Linked DNA regions of Homo sapiens: region 1 is linked to region 2. The links are chromatin loops, found by intact Hi-C in ENCODE. Cell type or tissue: Caco-2. All regions are shown on one strand. Each heading gives the region's core, and the rest is flanking DNA. Links, peaks and the distances in the headings are about the cores only.

What was found. Hi-C counts contacts between places; a loop is a spot of excess contacts. Peaks named below come from ENCODE experiments on the same cell type or tissue, not always from the same donor. Only the 100,000 strongest peaks of a DNase experiment are listed, where the experiment ranks them.
Region 1: a loop joins it to region 2, with 7 times the contacts of the local background. A loop is called at or near these places in 3 of 110 quality-filtered maps.

What each region holds. Positions count from the first base shown.
Region 1 is chr1:119,764,261-119,772,025 of GRCh38, reverse strand. It overlaps HMGCS2 (3-hydroxy-3-methylglutaryl-CoA synthase 2), which reads left to right and starts at 3,121. Exons shown (of 10, transcript NM_005518.4): 1 at 3,121-3,285; 2 at 7,400-7,765. The coding sequence starts at 3,182. RefSeq lists a silencer at 3,246-3,540. In Caco-2, for the core only: no CTCF peak of the experiment used is centred there; a DNase peak (open chromatin) is centred at 5,355; H3K4me3 peaks cover 2,459 bases.
Region 2 is chr1:119,810,292-119,823,184 of GRCh38, reverse strand. REG4 (regenerating family member 4) reads left to right here and starts at 11,725. Exons shown (of 6, transcript NM_032044.4): 1 at 11,725-11,776. In Caco-2, for the core only: no CTCF peak of the experiment used is centred there; a DNase peak (open chromatin) is centred at 6,484.

The DNA of each region.
Region 1 (7,765 bases), core at 3,766-7,765, 50 kb after region 2:
TGGTTACAGCTGGCATTTGCCTTACAGGAACATGTTTTGGCAATTTGCAGCCTGCGATTGACTGAAAGCATGGCTGCTATGATTGGTCAAGACTCAGCTACTTGTTACATGAATACACTCTCAGGTTAGGTTGCGGTTTGTTTATATATTAGGTTAAGTACCCTACCTACCTAGGCAGTTTTGGGCCACATTAAATTTACTTTAACACTATCGAGTTTTATCCATTTTCTTAGTGGAATAAGGAACATGTGGAGACTACCTGAGTACTCCAAAATTTAGAGATCAGAAAGAGGGGAGCACCTGTGGGGAGTGGCCAGGGATTTGGAGGAAAACCATGGGATTGTCAGGTCTAAGGGCAAAGTGAAAAAGGTGCTTTGAGAAGAAGGGAGAGCAGCCTTGCCATTTGCTGCTAAGAGGTCTAGTAAGCTGAAGGTTCAAGAGCAAACACTGCATTTGGCAATAAGGAAGCCACTGGTGACCTTGATGAGAGGGAATTCCTTGGAGCACTGGGGGCAAAAGCCTTAGTGGTCAATTAAAGACAGAATGAGAGGTAAGCTTGTAAAACACTGAAAGCAGACATTTTAAATAAATTTCCCTATAGATGACAGCATAGATTTGGTGGCACTCAGTAAGACATATAGAGTCAAGAGGAGGTATTTAAAGATGGGATTGTATAAGAACAATAACACAAGAAGAATGTAGTAGAAAGGGAAAATAGATCATGAGAAAGAGAGGGGAAAACTGCAGGAGCACAGCCTTATGTGAGAAACAAGCAGTACAACCAGTGCACACATGGTGGTGCTGGCCCGAGGCCAGAGCAGGGACTCTTCCTCTGCATAGTGAGAAGGCAGTGAGAAGGCAATGTGTGGGGTATAAAGGCAGGCAATTTGCCAGATTTGCTCATGGAAAACGGAGTTATTCTTTTCTGATTGTTTCTATTTTCTCAGTGAATTCAGAGTCAAAGTGATCAGCTGAGAATGAGTAGAAAGGGGCTATGGCAGAAGAGAAGTTGTGACTAGCCCTCTTGGGATGGGAGAGCAAATGGACTGGGAAAAGGTAGTAGAGTTACCAGGCCATGGTGAGGGTCCACTTGAGATGTATGTTTGTAAATTTAAAGCTAACAAGTTAGTACAAAGTTGTGTTTTTCTTCATCTATGTTTAGCTGCTCAGATGCAGGCGCAGAGTAGATTAAGAGTTGGGTTTAACCAAAATTGAAGGTTTGCTAGGCCAGTCCGACAGAGAGCACAAATTGCAAAGTGTGTGCAAGGGATTGCTTATGGTGAGGCACCATGGTTAATCTGATCTGGATAAGGAGAGAAAAGAGGTGATGAGGTGTAACAAATGCTAAAAACATAGAGGAGTCAGTGGTGGTCTCAGTGGGAGAAAAAGGTGTGAGGGTACTTTAAACAGGAGCAGGGAATATAGAGGTGGTTGGAAATTGGAATGCATGAAACTAAAATGTTGGAGGTGGCATAGACACTGTAATAACAAAGTCCACATTATGACTGTGGAGTGGGAGGCTAAAGTCATGTCCATGAACACGGACATGGCTGTGGGAGCTTCAGTGAGAGGCTAGGGCAGGTGAATTATCTTATGTGGAGATTGACATCTCACATCCATTGAGATGACTGATGGTGGAGAGGAAAGTAGTGATCTATGTGCTTAAATTTTATCAATGAGGGACAGTGGAACATGACAGTTAGTTGACTGCAAGAATAAGGGCACTGGGTGGCACAGACTGTAGCATGTGCTTTAAGACAGCAGGGGTTTTGAGAGGAGGAAGAGGAGAAATACCCTGGAAGAGATAGTATGAAGCAAAGAGGACACAGGCCTTGTTGTAAGCATTTAAAGTGCATTGGATTGACAAGAAGCAACAGGTATTTCAGAGAAGAGATTGGAAATGAAGAATTTCACTGACGACAGAACTTTGCAAAAGGCTGAGTGTAAGAGCAGGAGGTGACACAGCAAGGTAGGAGATTGAGTTAGAACACCAACACACCAAGATATATGGAGATAAGAATTTAAAGATAAGATGGAAGACCTAGATATCCTGGACTGCTGGGGGCACCTAGACATTCTCTGTCTGTAGGAACATGAAGTCAACTATATCCTCCTAAAGCAGGAACCACTCCAGCTCTTTTCTGTGTTCCCTACACACTCATATTAGACAGGGGGTTGGTGATGGGGATGACTGAATGAACTAAGGAGTGAATGCATGACTCACAAAAGGTAGAGGAAGATTGGTGCTGTGGGAGGAGTGGAGGGAGACATTCATTTGGAAAATCAGATGGCAGGAGCCTTTTTATTGAGTAGTAGAAGAGCAAAGCAGAAGGACCAGAATCTGGAGTCAAAAGACATGGTTGAGTTCTCATTCTGCAACTTCCTAGCTGCAGGTCTTTGGGAAAATGACTCCTTTATACATAACTCTGACCTCATCTATAAAGTAAACCTTTCCTCCTTAGGAGATTGAGCTTCAAACTGTCACCTCTTTGAGGCTCCTGTCCCTTTACTACAACACTAATTTCATCCCACTTGGAAATTGTGTAGAGCTGTACAAGTAAAAGGGTGGACAATAAACAGGAGAAATATAGTAGGTTCCACATACTCTAACGCCCAGCCCTTGGCCTATGTGCCAACACTCACTCCCAACTCCTTGAAAAGCTACTATTAAAAGAGTTTCCCTTTGGTTTAGAAAGATGTTTCTTATAATGCATAGCACATTAAAATAATAACAACTAACACCACAGAGAGGAGTGTGGAACACCCAGTGAGAGTAATACAGATAAGGAGCCAGGGTCTAAAACAAGACACATAGGGTTACCTTGGGATGTGATACAACAAGGAACATCATAACCTCCTGCTTAGGTAGCTGGGCAGAATCAAGGCTGCCACAGAGCCTGATGGAGTAGGAGGAACAATGCCCAGCCATTCCCACACATGCTCAGGAGCAGGGCAGCTATGTACATGTTGGAGAGATGCTGTTTGTCTTTGACTCGCCCGTGTTCTGAGTGAGCCCTTTGACCCAGTTTTAGAAGCAGACTGAGCCACGGTGAGCAGAGGCGGGGCTTAGGGAGGCAGGAGTCTTGGGGCTTTATAAAGTCCTGCCGGGCACCACTGGGCATCTCTTTCAAGGTTTCTGCTGGGTTTCTGAACTGCTGGGTTTCTGCTTGCTCCTCTGGAGATGCAGCGTCTGTTGACTCCAGTGAAGCGCATTCTGCAACTGACAAGAGCGGTGCAGGAAACCTCCCTCACACCTGCTCGCCTGCTCCCAGTAGCCCACCAAAGGTGAGTCACTTTCTGAGAAGCACCTTGTAACTAGTAAAAGATAGTTTTTCCCTGCTATTGGGGAAAACTCACTAGAATCCCACTCAAAATTTGGCAAGGCTTGTGCACAGCAGCCTTAGACAAGCAAGTTAACTTTAAAGGGTCTCAGTTACCTCATCTCTAAACAGACAATCCCTTTCAGCTGTAGAGTGAGAAGAGCCCAAACCTCTGACACATGCTGTGTTTGTGAGCAATGGCAACTTTTACTCTGCCAGCTGCATGAAGCAGTAGAAATATCAGTACCAGGCCACAGCTTTCCTCTCTACACCACCATTCCCACCTTCACCCCTAGCCTCTGCCTAGAACCACAGGACCTTGTGCCAACTGCAGTGTTAGTAAAACCAGTGACTTTATATCACTGCAGCAGAATCAGAAATGGACTGAGGATGAGAAGCTGTGTTTGCCTTGTGTTCCAATTTTATGAAAAGGGGAAATGTGTGTTTATGTGTGTATGTGTACATGCTCTTTGCAAGAAGAACATGCACACTCCTTTTCTTTGTAAATAGTCCCTGAACATGGCTCAAGTGCTTATGTTTTCCATTGTCAGCGATGATGGTAACACAGCTATCGTTAGTGCCTCAGGCTCCCAGCCACCTATGTGTTTCTGTCTAATCCCCAAACCATCCACTACACATTGGGACTAGTTCTTTATTTCCTTACATTTTTACTCTATATTCTATGACTACTAAATATTTAGAAAAATGATTTTGACCTAGTGTCTTTCCTTGCCAAATACCCAAGGAACCTGGGTGTATAGATGTGCATGGTAGAGGCAAATGCACATAGCTTTCTTATATTTTTCATTATGCTACCATCATCTCACTCTCCCCATGCACTGCCAAACCCTGCATGTGGGTTAAATGTCCCAGCTCAGGATTTAACCTGTTTCTATATTTGTGAAGAAGAGATTGATGTGGGTTTCTTGTTTTAATAGCAATAGTTGGCCATCAGCCAAAAGACATACATCAATCCTCCCCAACATTCTGACTCCCTTGGTTCAAACTCTTGGAATCATTCCCATTTCCCTTCTGGTATATTCACAGTTAATCCCATTATGCATGGCTTGAACTAATATTGCTTTTCATGAGTCACCTTTTCTCTATATGTCTAATCGCCTTTAATCCAACCCACATTGGCTCTAACTCCAACCTAAAAGAGACTTTCATCTCAGCATCTGCTTTGCTGTCTTCAAAATTCGGTAAGACTTGTGCCCTCCACTTACTGTATTTCTCACATATTGTCTCCCTGCTCCCCTATACACCTGCATCTCCAGGGTTCCTTACTTGTTCAGTCACCCCCTGCCGTGGCCACTGCCCCTTCATTCCCCTCCAGTTCTTCACTGGCAGAAGTCTGTCATCCATCAAGGTTTGCCTCAAATGCGGTCTCTTCCACGAAGCTTCTCTGATCCTCCAACCCACTGAAATCTCTGCTTCCTTTGAACTCCTGTAGATTTTGCTCACATTCCTTTTTGTGGGCCTGACCACATTCTGCCTTGAAGTTGGGTTATATGTGTGCTTATCATTCCTCACACTGGTCAAGGAGGTCTCAAGAACCTCACCCTCTTCTTTTCTTTGTCCAACCCCTTTGTTCAACCCTCACAAACCCTTCCCAGCACAGTGCCTGAAGTGTAGTAATTAATTTTGAAACACAAGGGAAGGAGGCAAGATGGAATACAGAAGTAAAGGTGTGGTGCATGTTCTTGAAGTGGGCAACACCAGGAGAAAAATGATTTAAAATTACACAAAGTGATCATTCTTTAGAGAAAGCACAAGATGAGAAGGATACTCTTAACTTCGGTGGGCTGAAGCTTCTGGAAGCCTCTCCGTGTTAATTTTCTTCAAGGCTTTATAATCCATTTCTAGAAATAGCTCCCCACCAAGACAGCTACAAAAGTTACCAACTGACCCATTCTAAGCTTCTTCTTGCAAGCTTTGATTTCTAACTGGGAAGAAAGGGAGGGAGCCAGCCCAGAGAAGTCAGAGCGAGAATGAGGCTGAGAGAAAGGCAGCCAAGCTGGCAGGACAAGCGCTGGCTTAACCATTAGCTCCCGGGTACTGGGGAAGCTCCTCCGTAAATATTTGAGAGTACAAACTCCAGTTATTTGGAGGGAGTCAAATAAATAGGGAAGATAAATAAACTCCAAACCTCTCCTGTCAGATATAATGTGTATTTATCATTCTGCCTCACTATCTTGTGATCATATGATCCACTTTTGCCTCACAGCTGTCCTTAGAAGTGACCTTGCTGCTGGGAGAGGCTCTAGAATTCTACCAGAGGCTCAGAATCCCAAAGATGATTGATAGACACATTCAATCTGAGTTCCAGCTCCCGTAGAATGGAGCTAAATTTATAAGCCTGGCACCCAGGGCAGTGAAGGGACAGAGTATTTCTAACACGTGAGAAACTATGAAGTTACCCTGAGTGCATCACTTTACCAGTGTGTGCCTTGGTTTCACTAACTATAAAATGAAGAATGTTGCTAAAGTGAACAGAAGGTATAAAGTACTTTTGTATGGGAGCAGTACAGAGATCACCAAGTTCACCTCCAGTATGCTCCCATACAAAAGGGAACACAGATTTTCGCCAGGGATATTAAGAATCTGGGTTAAAGAGAAGTGAATTGGTCCAGAAAAGAAATAGATCATCTCTCCCTTCTTCTGCTGACTCCTTCCCCTTCCTTTTTTCCTCTGCTCTCGTTTAGAATTGCTCTTTCTGCTGTCTGTGTTCCCTGCATATTTAGCTGTAAAATGTCTGCTTCTTTCACTGGGCTGTGCTCTCTTTATGGGCACAATGCATGTCTTATTCACTGCTGTGTATTTGGACTAGAACTGTGTTGGGTGTGCTCAATAAACATTGGAAGGCCCTATCAGAAAAATCAGCTAGCAGAAAACTTACTTAAAAGTAGGAAAACAGTGGGTATGTTCTTGTGTAGAAAAAAGAAAGGAGAAAGACATGTAATTAGAGGTACACTTTTAAAATGAGTAAAGATTGTATAATTATGCCCTATAAGGGCTTATAACATGTAGAAGTAAAGTATATGACAATAATGGTTCAAAAGGATGCAGAGAGTAAATAAAGTCAACCTAAAGTTTTTGCAGTGTTCCAAAAGTAAGATAAGTATTAATTTAAGTAAGATTACAACAAGCCAATTATGCATGTTATAATCTTTAAGGTCACCAGTAAAAGGAAAAGAGGGTATAAAATGAATAATAAATATTTGCTTACTCTAAAAGGATATGGGAAAGGAGGAATAAAAGAACAAAGAACAAATGAGACAAATAGAAACAAATAAAAAAATAGACTTAGTTCCGGCTGGGCGTGGTGGCTCACGCCTGTAATCCCAGCACTTTGGAAGACCGAGATCAGGAGATCGAGACCATCCTGGCTAACACGGTGAAACCCTGTCTCTACTAAAAATACAAAAAATTAGCTGGGCGTGGTGGCAGGTGCCTGTAGTCCCAGCTACTCAGGAGGCTGAGGCAGGAGAATGGTGTGAACCCAGGAGGCGGAGCTTGCAGTGAGCAGAGATCACGCCACTGCACTCCAGCTTGGGTGACAGAGTGAGACTCCGGGTGACAGAGTGAGACTCCGTCTCAAAAAAGAGAAAAAAAAAGATTTAGTTCCAACTATATTAGTAATTACAACAAATATAAATGGATGAAATACTCAAATTAAAACACCACTATTGTTAGACTTATTAAAATTTTTTTAAAGGACTAAAATATATATACCGATCACAAGAGATGTATGTTAAAGATAAAGACGTTAAGAAGTTGAAAGTAAAAAGGGACAGAAAAAGATGTACCATGGAAACAGTAAGCAAAAAGCTAGTGTAGCTATATCGACGTCAGGAAAGGAAACTTTATGCCAAGAATATCACAAAGATGAAAAGGGATATTTAATAAGTATAGAAGGGTCAATTCAATGAAAAGATAATAACAATACTAAATTTGTAGTCATCTGATAACATAGCTTCAAAATATAGAAAATTAATTAAATGATTGCTATGTTACTGTCTTTTGAGGAAATTGTCTACAGACCATTAGTGGGAGTTTGACTGTTATCTCCATCACAGGTTTTCTACAGCCTCTGCTGTCCCCCTGGCCAAAACAGATACTTGGCCAAAGGACGTGGGCATCCTGGCCCTGGAGGTCTACTTCCCAGCCCAATATGTGGACCAAACTGACCTGGAGAAGTATAACAATGTGGAAGCAGGAAAGTATACAGTGGGCTTGGGCCAGACCCGTATGGGCTTCTGCTCAGTCCAAGAGGACATCAACTCCCTGTGCCTGACGGTGGTGCAACGGCTGATGGAGCGCATACAGCTCCCATGGGACTCTGTGGGCAGGCTGGAAGTAGGCACTGAGACCATCATTGACAAGTCCAAAGCTGTCAAAACAGTGCTCATGGAACTCTTCCAGGATTCAGGCAATACTGATAT
Region 2 (12,893 bases), core at 4,981-8,980:
AAAGCCAGGAATGGCTTCCCTGTGCTCAAGCTGAGGACCAGGAGTGCCTACACAGCTCTTCTTGCTGCTGCTTCTACTTTTATATTTAGTTTGGCTCCATAAATCCATTTCAGCTATAGATTTCAGACACAGGGTGGTGGGGCCAAGACGGCTGAATAGAAGTAGCAGTGATCAGAGACTCCCATCAAAAAACCCATAATAACCGTGTGAATCCTTCACTGGCAACCAAGGTATCCAGGTTCTCTCATCAGAATTGACTAGAAGGCTGGCATGACTCACAGAGAGAAAGAGTAGTGTGGTGGATGGCCCACTTGAGAGCCACACGGGAAAGGGAAACCCTCTCCACCAAGCCAAGGGAGGTGGTGAGTGAACGTGCTACCCAGCTGGGGAAACTGTGCTTTTTCCACAGAACTGGGCAACCCACAGATTGGAAGATCCCTCTCAAAAACCCACACCACTGGGGCCTTGCGTCCCAACTCCAGAATGTGCAGATTCTTATGGCCCCTCAGCTGGAATCTGCTTAAGTGTACTGAACTCCCAGGGAGAGGGGTGACCAGCACCTGCTGCAGCTGCCTGCTGTCTAAGCCGTTTGAGCTCTTTGGGGAAGGGGAAGCAGCCAGCACTGGGACTAGCAACTGCCTAACATGCTAAGCTCCCTGGGCAGGGGAAGGGCAGCACCCATTTCTATAGCTCCAGGCTGGGCTTTTCCCCTGCTGGAGCCAGGGAGGCTGGACAGCTTGGTCCCAAGACTTGTCCCCACAGCCCAACCGGCTGTGGCAGTCTGTGGCCAGAGTGCCTCTTCAGGCCTAAACCTGACCCATCCTTCCTCATTGGGTGGGGCTTCCATGCACGATCTCCAATAACTCCAACCAGAGGCTCAGGGACAGAATTCGGATCTCCCTGGGCCTGAGCCCCTAGCGGGAGGGGTGGACGCAGTCTCTGCAGACCAGCAGACTTGCCTCTCCTCCTGGTAGTTCTGAGGAATCCAGGCAGCCCAGACAAGTGGGATTCCCTGCAGCAAAGCACACCCTCTCCACCAAAGGACAAAGTGCTTTGTTAAAGGGGTCTTGCTCCCCATGCCACCCAACTGGGTGAGACCTTCTAACAAGGGATGTCAGACATCCTATGCAGGAACGATCCTAGTAGCATCAGGTTGGTGCCCCTCGAGGTCAGAGGTCCCAGAAGAAGGAGCAAGCACCCATCTTTGCTGTTCTCCAGGCTCCTTGAGTGACATCCCTAGGCATGGGAGAAAAACAGATGAATATGGCCTGAAGTGAACCCTTAGCAAACTGCAGATGCCCTACAGAAGAGGGACCTGACTATTGAAAGATAAGTCAGCTTCACCCCTGGGATGCAAGGCTGGCTCAACATATGCAAATCAATAAACACAATCCATCACACAAACAGAACCAAAGACAAAAACCACATGATTATCTCAATAAATGCATAAAAGGCGTTTAATAAAATTCAACACCCCTTCATGTTAAAAACTCTCAATAAACTAGGTATTGATGGAACATATCTCAAAATAATAAGAGCTATTATGACAAACCCATAGCCAATATCATAATGAATAAGCAAAAGCTGGAAGCATTCCTTTTGAAAAGCGGTACAAGACAAGGATACCCTCTTTCACCACTCCTACTCAACATAGTATTAGAAGTTCTGGCCAGGGAAATCAGGCAAGAGAAAGAAATAAAGGGTATTCAGATAGGAAGAGAGGACTTCAAGTTGTCTCTGTTCACAGATGATATGATTTTTTATTTAGAAAACCCCATCAGCTCAGCCCAAAAACTTCTTGAACTGATAAGCAACTTCAGCAAAGTCTCAGGATACAAAATCAATGTGCAAAAATCACAACCATTCCTTTACACCAACAATAGGCAAGCAGAGAGCCAAGTCATGAATGAACTCCCATTCACAATTGCTACAAAGAGAATAAAATACCTAGGAATACAGCTAACAAGGGATGTGAAGGACCTCTTCAAGGGGAACTACAAACCACTGCTGAAGGAAATAAGAGAGAACACAAACAAATGGAAAAACATTCCATCCTCATGGATAGGAAGAATCAGTATCATGAAAATGGCCATACTGCCCAAAGTAATTTATAGATTCAGTGCTATTCCCATCAAAGTACTATTGACATTCTTCATAGAATTAGAAAAAACTATTTTAAATTTAATATGGAATCAAAGAAGACCCTGTATAGCCAAGACAATCCTAAGCAAAAAGAACAAAGCTGGAGGCATCGCGCTACCAGACTTCAAACTATACTACAAGGCTACAGTAACCAAAACACACAGAAAGGGCAACAACACACACCAGGGGCTGTTGGGGGATAGGAGTAGAGGGGAGGGAACTTAGAGGACAGGTCAATAGGTGCAGCAAACCACCATGGCACATGTATACCTATGGAACAAACCCGCATGTTCGGCACATGCGTCCCTTTTTTTTTTTTAAGAAGAAATAAAGAAAAAAAAGAATATTCATAGAAACTTTAGGCCAAAACCAGAAATAGCCAAAATGCCCGTCAACCAAGAATGAATAATAATAATAATAATAATAATAATAATAATAATAATAATAATAATAAATAACCTGTGCCACATTCATATAATGAAATAGTACTTAGCAATATAAAAAAATCCAAACTATTAATACCGGCAACAATGTAGATGAATTACAGAGGCATTATGTTGAGTGAAAAAATCCAGATATGAAAGAGTATGTATTATATGATTTCATTCATATGAAATTGACAAAAAGGCAAAATTAATCTATGGTGAAAGAAGTAAGAATAGTTGTATCATTGGTGGGAAGACTGACTGGGAAAGGGCAGGAGGAATTTTCCAAGGTGATGAAACTGTTCTCTATCTTGATCTGAATTAATGTTACACAAGTGTATAGATATGTCAAAATCCTTCTAGTTTAATATTTAAGATGTGTGCATTTTATTCTATATAAATTAAACCAAATAAAATAATGCTATCACAAAAATCTTCATAAAATACAAAATGAAACAAGGAATTTGGTAATAAAGGAATCTGTATTTTCACCTAGTCATTTAGAGGAGGTGATATGGTAAAACACAACAGATAAGAAACAAGTGGATACATAATAGAAAGAAAATGACTTAAAGGACCAGGGGAGAAGAAAGGAAGACAGGGAGAAAGAGAAGAAGAAGGGAGGGAGGGGGAAATTTTGAAGCCATCAGAATCCAAAGTGAAATAAAAAGAAAGATGAGAGAAAGCAAATAACCAAAAATCACAGGCTAAAGATAGACAAATGGGATCTAATTAAACTAAAGAGCTTCTGCACAGCAAAAGAAACTACCATCAGAGTGAACAGGCGACCTACAGAATGGGAGAAAATTTTTGCAATCTGCCCATCTGACAGAGGGCTAATATCCAGAATCTACAAAGAACTCAAACAAATTAACAATAAAAAAACAAACAACCCCATCAAAAAGTGGGCAAAGGATATGAACAGACACTTCTCAAAAGAAGACATCTATGCAGCCAACAGACACATGAAAAAATGCTCATCATCACTGGTCATCAGAGAAATGCAAATCAAAACCACAATGAGATACCATCTCATGCCAGTTAGAATGGCAATCATTAAAAAGTCAGGAAACAACAGACGCTGGAGAGGATGTGGAGAAATAGGAACACTTTTACACTGTTGGTGGGACTGTAAACTAGTTCAACCATTGTGGAAGTCAGTGTGGTGATTCCTCAGGGATTTAGAACTAGAAATACCATTTGACCCAGCCATCCCATTACTGGGTATATACCCAGAGGATTATAAATCATGCTGCTATAAAGACACATGCACACGCATGTTTATTGTAGCACTATTCACAATAGCAAAGACTTGGAACCAACCCAAATGTCCAACAATGATAGACTGGATTAAGAAAATGTGGCACATATACACCATGGAATACTATTCAGCCATAAGAAATGATGAGTTCATGTCCTTTGTAGGGACATGGATGAAGCTGGAAACCATCATTCTCAGCAAACTATTGCAAGGACAAAAAACCAAACACTGCATGTTCTCACTCGTAGGTGGGAATTGAACAGTGAGAACACATGGACACAGGAAGGGGAACATCACACACTGGGGCCTGTCATGGGGTGGGGGAAGAGGGGAGGGATAGCATTAGGAGATATACCTAATGTTAAATGACGAGTTAATGGGTGCAGCACACCAACATGGCACATGTATACATATGTAACAAACCTGCACGTTGTGCACATGTACCCTAAAACTTAAAGTATAATTTAAAAAAAAAAGGATGAGTTCATGTCCTTTGTAGGGACATAGATGAAGCTGGAAACCATCATTCCCAGCAAGCTATCACAAGGACAGAAAACCGAACACCGTATGTTCTCACTTATAGGTGGGAATTGAACAATGAGATCACTTGGACACAGGGCGGGGAACATCACACACCTGTCAGGAGGTAGGGGATTGGGGGAGGCATAGCATTAGGAGAAATATCTAATGTAAATGATGAGTTGATGGGTGCAGCAAACCCACATGGCACATGTACACCTATGTAACAAACCTGCATGTTGTGCACATGTACCCTAGAACTTAAAGTATAATTTAAAAAAAAAAGAAAAGAAAAAAAATCACAGGCCATGGTCTTCTGGTTAAATAGCTTTTTCCAAGCCAGAAGAGGTACAGACAAGTTCTCAAATAATCCTGGTCATTAAAGATGCTTACAGATATCTAATCCAGCTTTATGGCAACCGAATGAAGTCAGCAAACAGGCAGGCTTCCTGTACATTTAGTGCTGGAGAGCAGCCCTCCTTGAACTCAGGCTAAATAATCTTCAGGGACTCACAAAGCCCAAGGCTACAGACCAGGTGAGCCCTGAGGACATGCTGTGGAAGCCCATAAGGCAGGAGGATGAGATTTTGAGAGCTTGGTGATTGAAAAGCAAGGAACAGAGATACACCATAGAGAATGTGAACCTGGCAGGCGTTTAAGAAACCATCTAGTCCAACTCCCTTATTTTAATGATAAAGAAATGAGAAACCAAAGTCATGGGTCATTTTGCTCAATGACATAAATAATCCCTTGTGTGTTTATAGCACTTCTGAGTTTTCAGAGCACTTTACAGTTTTCAACAATTTTCACATAGATTATCATAACTGGTCTTCCCAGCAGCCTAGTGAGGTGGCTGGAAAAGGGATTATTTCATGTATTTATTTGTTTGGCTAATTACAAAATAAAACATGCTAGTGAGCATTTTCAAACAACACAAAATTCCATAAAAAGTCAAAGTTCTTCTCTTTTTCCACTCCCATCTCATTCCCCAAGAATAATCACAGATCAGTGTGATTTGCATATTTTTCTATGCATACAAATTAATACACCCGTGAATACTTATACAGCTTATTTTTTTTACAAAAATGAAATTGTGGTCTACATATAATACTGTGCTTTTTAATAAACACAACACTTTGAAATTCTAATAGAAAAATAAGAGCAAAGCAACCCAAAATCTCCACTCTTACAAGGCCTCAGTGAACATAGCAGAATTTAGAACGCTTACAATTTACAAAAGAGTAAACAAAAATTTAGTTTAATATTAGACAGACATGTTTTTAAAAGCCCTTTGGAACACATTGCAGTGCTTTACTACTCTGCTGTCTCCTTTCTCTCCCTCTCTTCACCTTTTTTCCTGCTCCCCTCCATTAAATTTCAAGTTTATTGCTAAAAAGCAGAACAATTTAAGTACGTTTTACTGCCTTGCATTTTCCTAATCAATATTCTTAGGGTCTCACTTTCCACCCCAATTTACTTACCAAGGTATTTTCCCTATCAAAGACAATTCCCCTAAAAAAGAATTATAGTGCCTGCTATTATAATAGCCTTTTACACCTCTACATATGCATCTGTAAAATGTATATAAATTATTGAGATAAAAAGCTCAACCTAGTCTGTGAAAATCTTTAGAAGAAAATATAGAGTAAAGAAACTAACATGTATTGTGGGCCTATTATGTGTCAAGTGCTATCCTGGGGATTTCAATACACTGAGATTTGTCTAGTGAGCACTTATTAAACACAACTGAAGTGTCAGACATATAGACAAATATGAAAAGTCACATCTCTGTTCTTGAGAAAAGATACCTTATTGAGGACATTAGGCCCATAAGCAAATAATTTCCACACACTGTGGGAAATGTTATAGAGGAGGGGGCTGGTTTAGGACAGGAATCATGAAGGAAATTAAGTTTGAGTTGAAAACCTTAAGAGATGAAAGCTTTTTATTTTACATCTTGGTAGTGGAACTTCCATTGTGCCTCTTGGGCAAATCAACTGATGCTTTCTAGCTGGAGAGCTTATCATGAAAATAGATAATAGGTTGTTCATGAAGTGGTGGAGAAGGAGAGTTAGTTCCATGCCACGTGTCTCCCACTGTGGGGTGAGTGAGTGGGGATGAATCCTGCTGCTCTCAAGACAAGAGTTTTTTCAAACTGGCTATAAAAGTTAATGGACACCTCCACAGTGACTCATTTCCTTTCTCCTGCTGATAGGATTTGCTTCAATATCAGGAGATGTTAAGGGTTTGCTTGTATCAGTGATCATGGTCAACATCGCTGTCAAATATGAAGGGACAAAGTCCAAGGCCATAAAACTCTGCACCCTGTGGAAGCAGGGACAAAATCACAGTACTTTTTTCCTTCTTTTTAAATATAATGATTAGTTCATGCTGTTTCTTAGGATTTAAGATTAGAAAAAAATTACAAGACTCACCTCCATATTATATAGTCATGTCAGTTCTTCCCCAAATCCTTCTACCAGACTTCATTTTTTTACATTCCCCCAAAATACACCTTCTTTGACCTCTTTCTAACGCCATTTCAATCTATATTTTCCACACTGCTGCCCATCTGGCTGGGGTTCTTCTTTCGACCCTTTCAAAAAACTTCTGACAGTTATCAACTACTAGTAAAACAGAAACTGTTCATTAGTTAAAATGGGTCCTAAGTGAGTAGCTGTCAGACTGAAACTATAGGCAATTTACCCTCGACCTCAAATGAAGAAATACTGAGAAGCTCCACTATTCGACTCAGGATGAAGTTCATCAGTCATTTGAAGAGGAAGGGAAAGGAATCGCATCCAAGCTTCAACTAGGGAAAGAAGAGAACGAAAAATGTGCTGCAGATGTGACAAAAGAACACCAGACTCAGTCTATCACATCGCAGAGAAGGACAAAGATTTCTTTCTAAAATGTACCCTAGGTGTCAGCTGAGACACTCCTGCTTGGTGACCTAATTACATTTGGCTCAAATGCAAGTTCTATAGCTTTCCCCCAAACTCCCCACAATTCCTTCAGTACTCAGAACTTACTTCCACGAGTTTCCCTCTGTCTCTAAGCTTCCCTGCAAACAGGAACGATTCATCTTTTCTTCCACATCAACTTGTTTCCACAAAAATATTCGCCCCCATCTTCTTGGTTTGTGCTGTACAATATGGTAGCCACTAGCCACACATAGCTGTTTAAACTTAAGTTTAACTAATTGGAATTAAATGAAGCTCACAATTCAATTCCACATTCTTAGTCATCGTATTTTGAGTGCTTGATAGCCATATGTGGCTAGTGACTACCTCACTGAAACCACAGATTAGAATACATCCATTATCTTAGGGAATTCTGTTAGACAGCTGTACCAGCATGTCACAAACTGATGAGAGCTTACTGAATATCTGTGGACTTATGGAGAGAGATCACATTTTAATTTTTTATCAGAATATTCACTTTTATCTAAGCATGTTTAATCACATGCCACTTTTGAGAAATGTACTATCTACCTATAGGGATGTACTAATGCACAGGTTTCCATTTGGAGTCTTTTAGGAAGCCAAGTTAAATCACCACATAGATGAAGTTTAATTGTTTCAAGTGGGCTTAGAGCATGAATTCTTCCAAGAGAGGAAATAAGGCTTTTCTCCCTGACAAAGAAGTGAATGTCTTCTCCAAAAATATGTTCAGTGAAGTTTTCCTGGGCTGGGTGCAGTGGTTCATGCCTGTAATCCCAGCACTTTGGGAAGCCCAGGCGGGTGGATCGCCTGAGGTCAGGAGTTCCATACCAGCCTGACCAATATGGTGAAACCCCATCTTTGCTAAAAGTACAAAAATTAGCTGGGCTTGGTGATGGGCACCTATAATCCCAGTCATTTGGGATGCTGAGGCAGGAGAATCACTTGAACCTGGGAGATGGAGGCTGCATAGAGCTGAGATCACACCACTGTACTCCAGCCTGGGCAACAGAGCCAGACTCATCTCAAAAGAGAAAAAAAAAAAGTGAAGTTTTCCTCTGTGGGAAAAAGAAAGATATGAGTGAGCTTGCTTGTTCCCTAGAACCTCTAGATGGAAATACCTAAGAAGAAAAGAGGCAGATTTTGAAGCAATTACTCTTCTTTGGATTGCTGGTTAGTTTCGCTACTAAAAATTGCTGAACATAAGGTGAGAGAGAGGAAGGAGATGTGATCCCTGACCTGAAGTAGCTTAGTGAAATATAGGTAGCCAACCAGAAAATAGAGACTTTAAGTGCCGAGCCTGGGGTATGTGAGCACAATGGAAGGCATCTCTGCTGTCAGAGAGTAGAATAAGGAAAAGCCTCCAAAGCAATGCTGTAAACCAAACCAAGCTGTCATTGTGGCAAGATCCTGCAGGACAGAAACCAGATGGCTGTTCTTCAACTTTTTATCACCTCCTGTCCCCTTCCCTACCACACCTACACCCATATACCCAGATTCTTGCACTTAATCACATTCAATATTTATTGAATGAACTAATTAAAAGATGAATAAACACACCCAAACAAGGAATGAGAAAAAGGGCATTGCAAGCAGAGGAATGACATGAAAAAAGGCATGGAGGTGTGACCTTGAATGGGGTTGTTCCAGGGAGTACCAACATGTGGTGTTGATGGGCACAGATTTGACTGGATGGAGTATTAGTGCTGGAGGCAAGAGTGATATGAAGGTGTACGACTCAGAAAGATTTTCCTGCTATACTGAAAGTCTTGGTGAATGTGGGGCTCAATTGTAATATTTCATCATAAGTGCAGCAACATCAAGTTTGCATTATCAAAAAAGTACTCTGATAATACATATACTTAAATTAATATTTTCTAATGAAGTCTCAATTTAATCATGATCAGATCTTAGAATATTTTAACTTCATTCCTAACTCTCTTTAATCTCGTTTGTTATTGTCTGGTATTTTTGTTCCTACTTATATTAAAAATGAAATAAAGTTACTATTAATTTTATTTTAAACATTATTATAACTAATACAGTCAACACATTTCTTTATTGTAACACATCTTCTGGGATTATTTTATTTTTTGACAAAGGACACGCTTAAGCAGTAATTTCAATGAGTCTATGGATAGCAATCTTACTACGTTCTCATAACTTTAACATATCTTTTTGTCATACTCACCCTTAATGGTTGGTTAGCTGGGTACAGAATTCCAGGTTGAAAGTTGTTTTCCTTTGCACTTTAAAGCTAGTGTTCCATACTACCGAGCCATAAAAAGGAATGAAATAATGGCATTCACAGCAACCTGGATGGAATTGGAGACTATTATTCTAAGTGAAGTAACTCAGGAATGGAAAACCAAACACTGATGTTTTCAGTCATATGTGGGAGTTATGAGGATGCAAAGGCACAAGAACGATCCACTGGACTTTGGGGACTCGGGCGAAAGGGTGGGGGGTGGCAGGAGATAAAAGGCTACACGTTGGGTATAGTATACACCGCTTGGATGATGGGTGCCCCAAAATCTCAGAAATCACCGCTAAAGAACTTATCATGTAACCAAACACCACCTGTTCCCCAAAAACCTATTGAAATTAAAAATAATAAATAAATAAATAAAGCTACTATTCGAAAGCTGCCTGGCTTCCACTTTATCTCTCCATTATGGTGCCATCCCCATCCTTGTCACTTTGAAGGTGATCATTGCTGATTTGGGGCTTTTAGGATTCTCACTTTGACCATTTCATGTATGAGGTGTTTATATGTAGACTTTTTTTTTTTAAATAAACTTACTATTCAGTGGACCTTTTTGATTCAGACAATTTTCTGGTCCTTTACATTCTTACATCTCAAAGGTTTATGTGAGTCCTATCAATGCCTTAATTTGGAGCTAGTCAATGTGAGGGTTCAGTAAGAGACCTCTTAAAAGTCCTATGAACATCTTGTTTTCTAATCTGTTCTACTCTCTTCTCTCTCATCTCAAGTCTTTAAATCTGGATAATGGCATGGGGATAGCAGACTAAGGGTTGGGATGGCTGCTGGAAACACAGGAGATCTATCTAATCACCCATTTTGTTAAAACTTTTCTGTCTTACATCTGGACCAGGACTTCTGAAATTGAAAGGCTTGGAGTTAACATCTTTGTACGCCATTGTGCCATGAAGCAATGATGATTCCCATCCAGCTGCCTAAAGAGAAAGAGGTTTGTGTCAAACATTCTGATGGGAGAGATTCTTTAAAATGTTCTTTGTGAACCATGAAAGCATTACTTTCTCATGTCCTACCATGAATTTACACAACTGATGCAAAAATCTAATAACAAAGGTTGAGTAGCATTTTCCAAACAACAGTGAGCTGGGAGCAAGGAAGCTGGCTTCTGATATCAGCTTCACCCACAACTGTCTGTGCATTAAACTAGTCACAATGTTTCTCTAGGCCTCAATTTCCTCACCAGTAGAACAAAAGAGTAAGATTTGATAACTACTATGGTCCCTTCCAGACTTAAAGTTTCCAGACATAAAGGTCCTTTACAGACTTAAATCTGTAGTTTAAAGTTGAGTCATCTCTGGCACCTACAACCTAACCCTTTGCCATCTATACTGGAAAAGAAAATCTTGTTACTCTTTTCAAATAGCCTATTTTTCAGTAGAACTGTATTTTGGCAAACACCTATATTTGGAGTCAGAAGGACAAGGTTCAGTGTCCAGGTCCACTGCTGACCAGTGTTGTGAACCTCGGAAGGTTTCTAATCTCTCTTAAGGTTGGGTTTCTTGAGTGTGTAATGGGGATATGTGTCCTATGCTGCTCACAAGGATTTTGTTGGCATCTTATTTGATGACTTCACTGAAAACCCGTTATTGTAACACACTCTGTTGATGTAAGCTATTTTGACATGATCATCCATGTTCTGCGGGAGAAGCTCAAATAGTAGATCTCTGAGGAAACTCACGCATGTTGAAGGAGTGGAGTCGGTGCTTTAGGAAGGAAAATCTGTGTGTGGGTCTCAAGTCTCACCGCATGGGTCATAACCTATTCCTGACCCTGACAGAAAATCCTTCTAGAAATAAAAGAGAAATAAAGGAAATCCACCATACCAAGGCATAAAAAGACAGCCATGAAAAAGTAACATAAGGGGAGAGGAAGATGGGCTTATAACAGATTACAGGATGTTGTCAGTTTTAATAACGTGATGTGAAGAAAAGATTCTGTTTGCACACAGGGAGAGGTTCTTTTCCTGGCTAGTCAAAGCACACCTTACGTACATTCTGAAGCCGTCTCTTATATGATTCATTTTTTTCACTGTAGATAAGACTTTTATGGATGGATTGTTTTTCTCAAATAATATTATCGCTTTGTGACTAAAGTAAAGATTATTAATTCCTGAGGCAAGAAGATATAAAAGCTCCAGAAACGTTGACTGGGACCACTGGAGACACTGAAGAAGGCAGGGGCCCTTAGAGTCTTGGTTGCCAAACAGGTAATCCTCCTCGCGGTTGATGATGGGGGACTTTCTTTAAACATCTGTTTTCCTCTGTCAGCTATTAGCCAGGCCAGAAATGACAAATTGTATTTCTAGTGAGGCTTGTCAGGCTTTCTGTTGCTGTGTTGTTTGATTTAAATTATTTACCTTCTTTTCTTCCTTCACTGCAAAGAGCATTGGCTTTGGTGTCAAGCTGTTGGGTTAAATCTTGGCTCTGCAGTCTGGTAGCTGGGAAACTTTAGAAAAGTTACTCAATCATAAGTGTCAGTGTCTTCATTTGTAACATGCATTCATGAGATCTACAGTGCAGGTTTTTTGTTTTTGTTTCTGTTTTTGTTTTTGTTTTTGTTTTTTTATGGAGTCTTGCTCTGTCTCCCAGGCTGGAGAGCAATGGTGCAATCTTGGCTCACTGCAACTTCTGCCTCCCAGGTTCAAGTGATTCTCCTGCCTCAGCCTCCTGAGTAGCTGTGATTACAGGCACTTGCCACCACGCCCAGCTAATTTTTGTATTTTTTAATAGAGACAGGGTTGTGCCATGTTGGCCAGGCTGGTCTTGAACTCCTGACCTCAGGTGATCCACCTGCCTCAGCCTCTCAAAGTGCTGGGATTTCAGCCATGAGCCACCACACCCGGCCCAGTGCAGCTTACTTATGAACATGACATGCAGACATTCAATGAATATCAGTTCACTAAAAATTATTCACAGATTAGTAAAAAAGATGCTGCCTCTCCCTTCCCCCAGATGGTCACCTTGACAGAGAAATTCTGTTTGCGTTTTAAAGGGGTTTGAGGACATTGAAAATACACTATTACTTTTGGAAGGAAAGTTTAGCAAAGTGCAAGGTTCACGCAATGATTTAAAAAGAAGTAAGGGGTGGGGAAGGTCACATCCACACTCTCCAAGCTTTGTCTCATTCTCAGTTAATGTTGCCTTAAAGTGTTCAGATGGACCCCAGAATTGATTTTCCAGAAAAGTCATCATTTACATTATTCTCTTTAAGCAATCCATTATTTGAGAGTTAGATTGTATATTCAGATTTTTTAATCATAAAGTATGATTAAATGTGAATTCAATGAATTAACTCATTTTAAGAATTATTTGGGAGGGAAATCC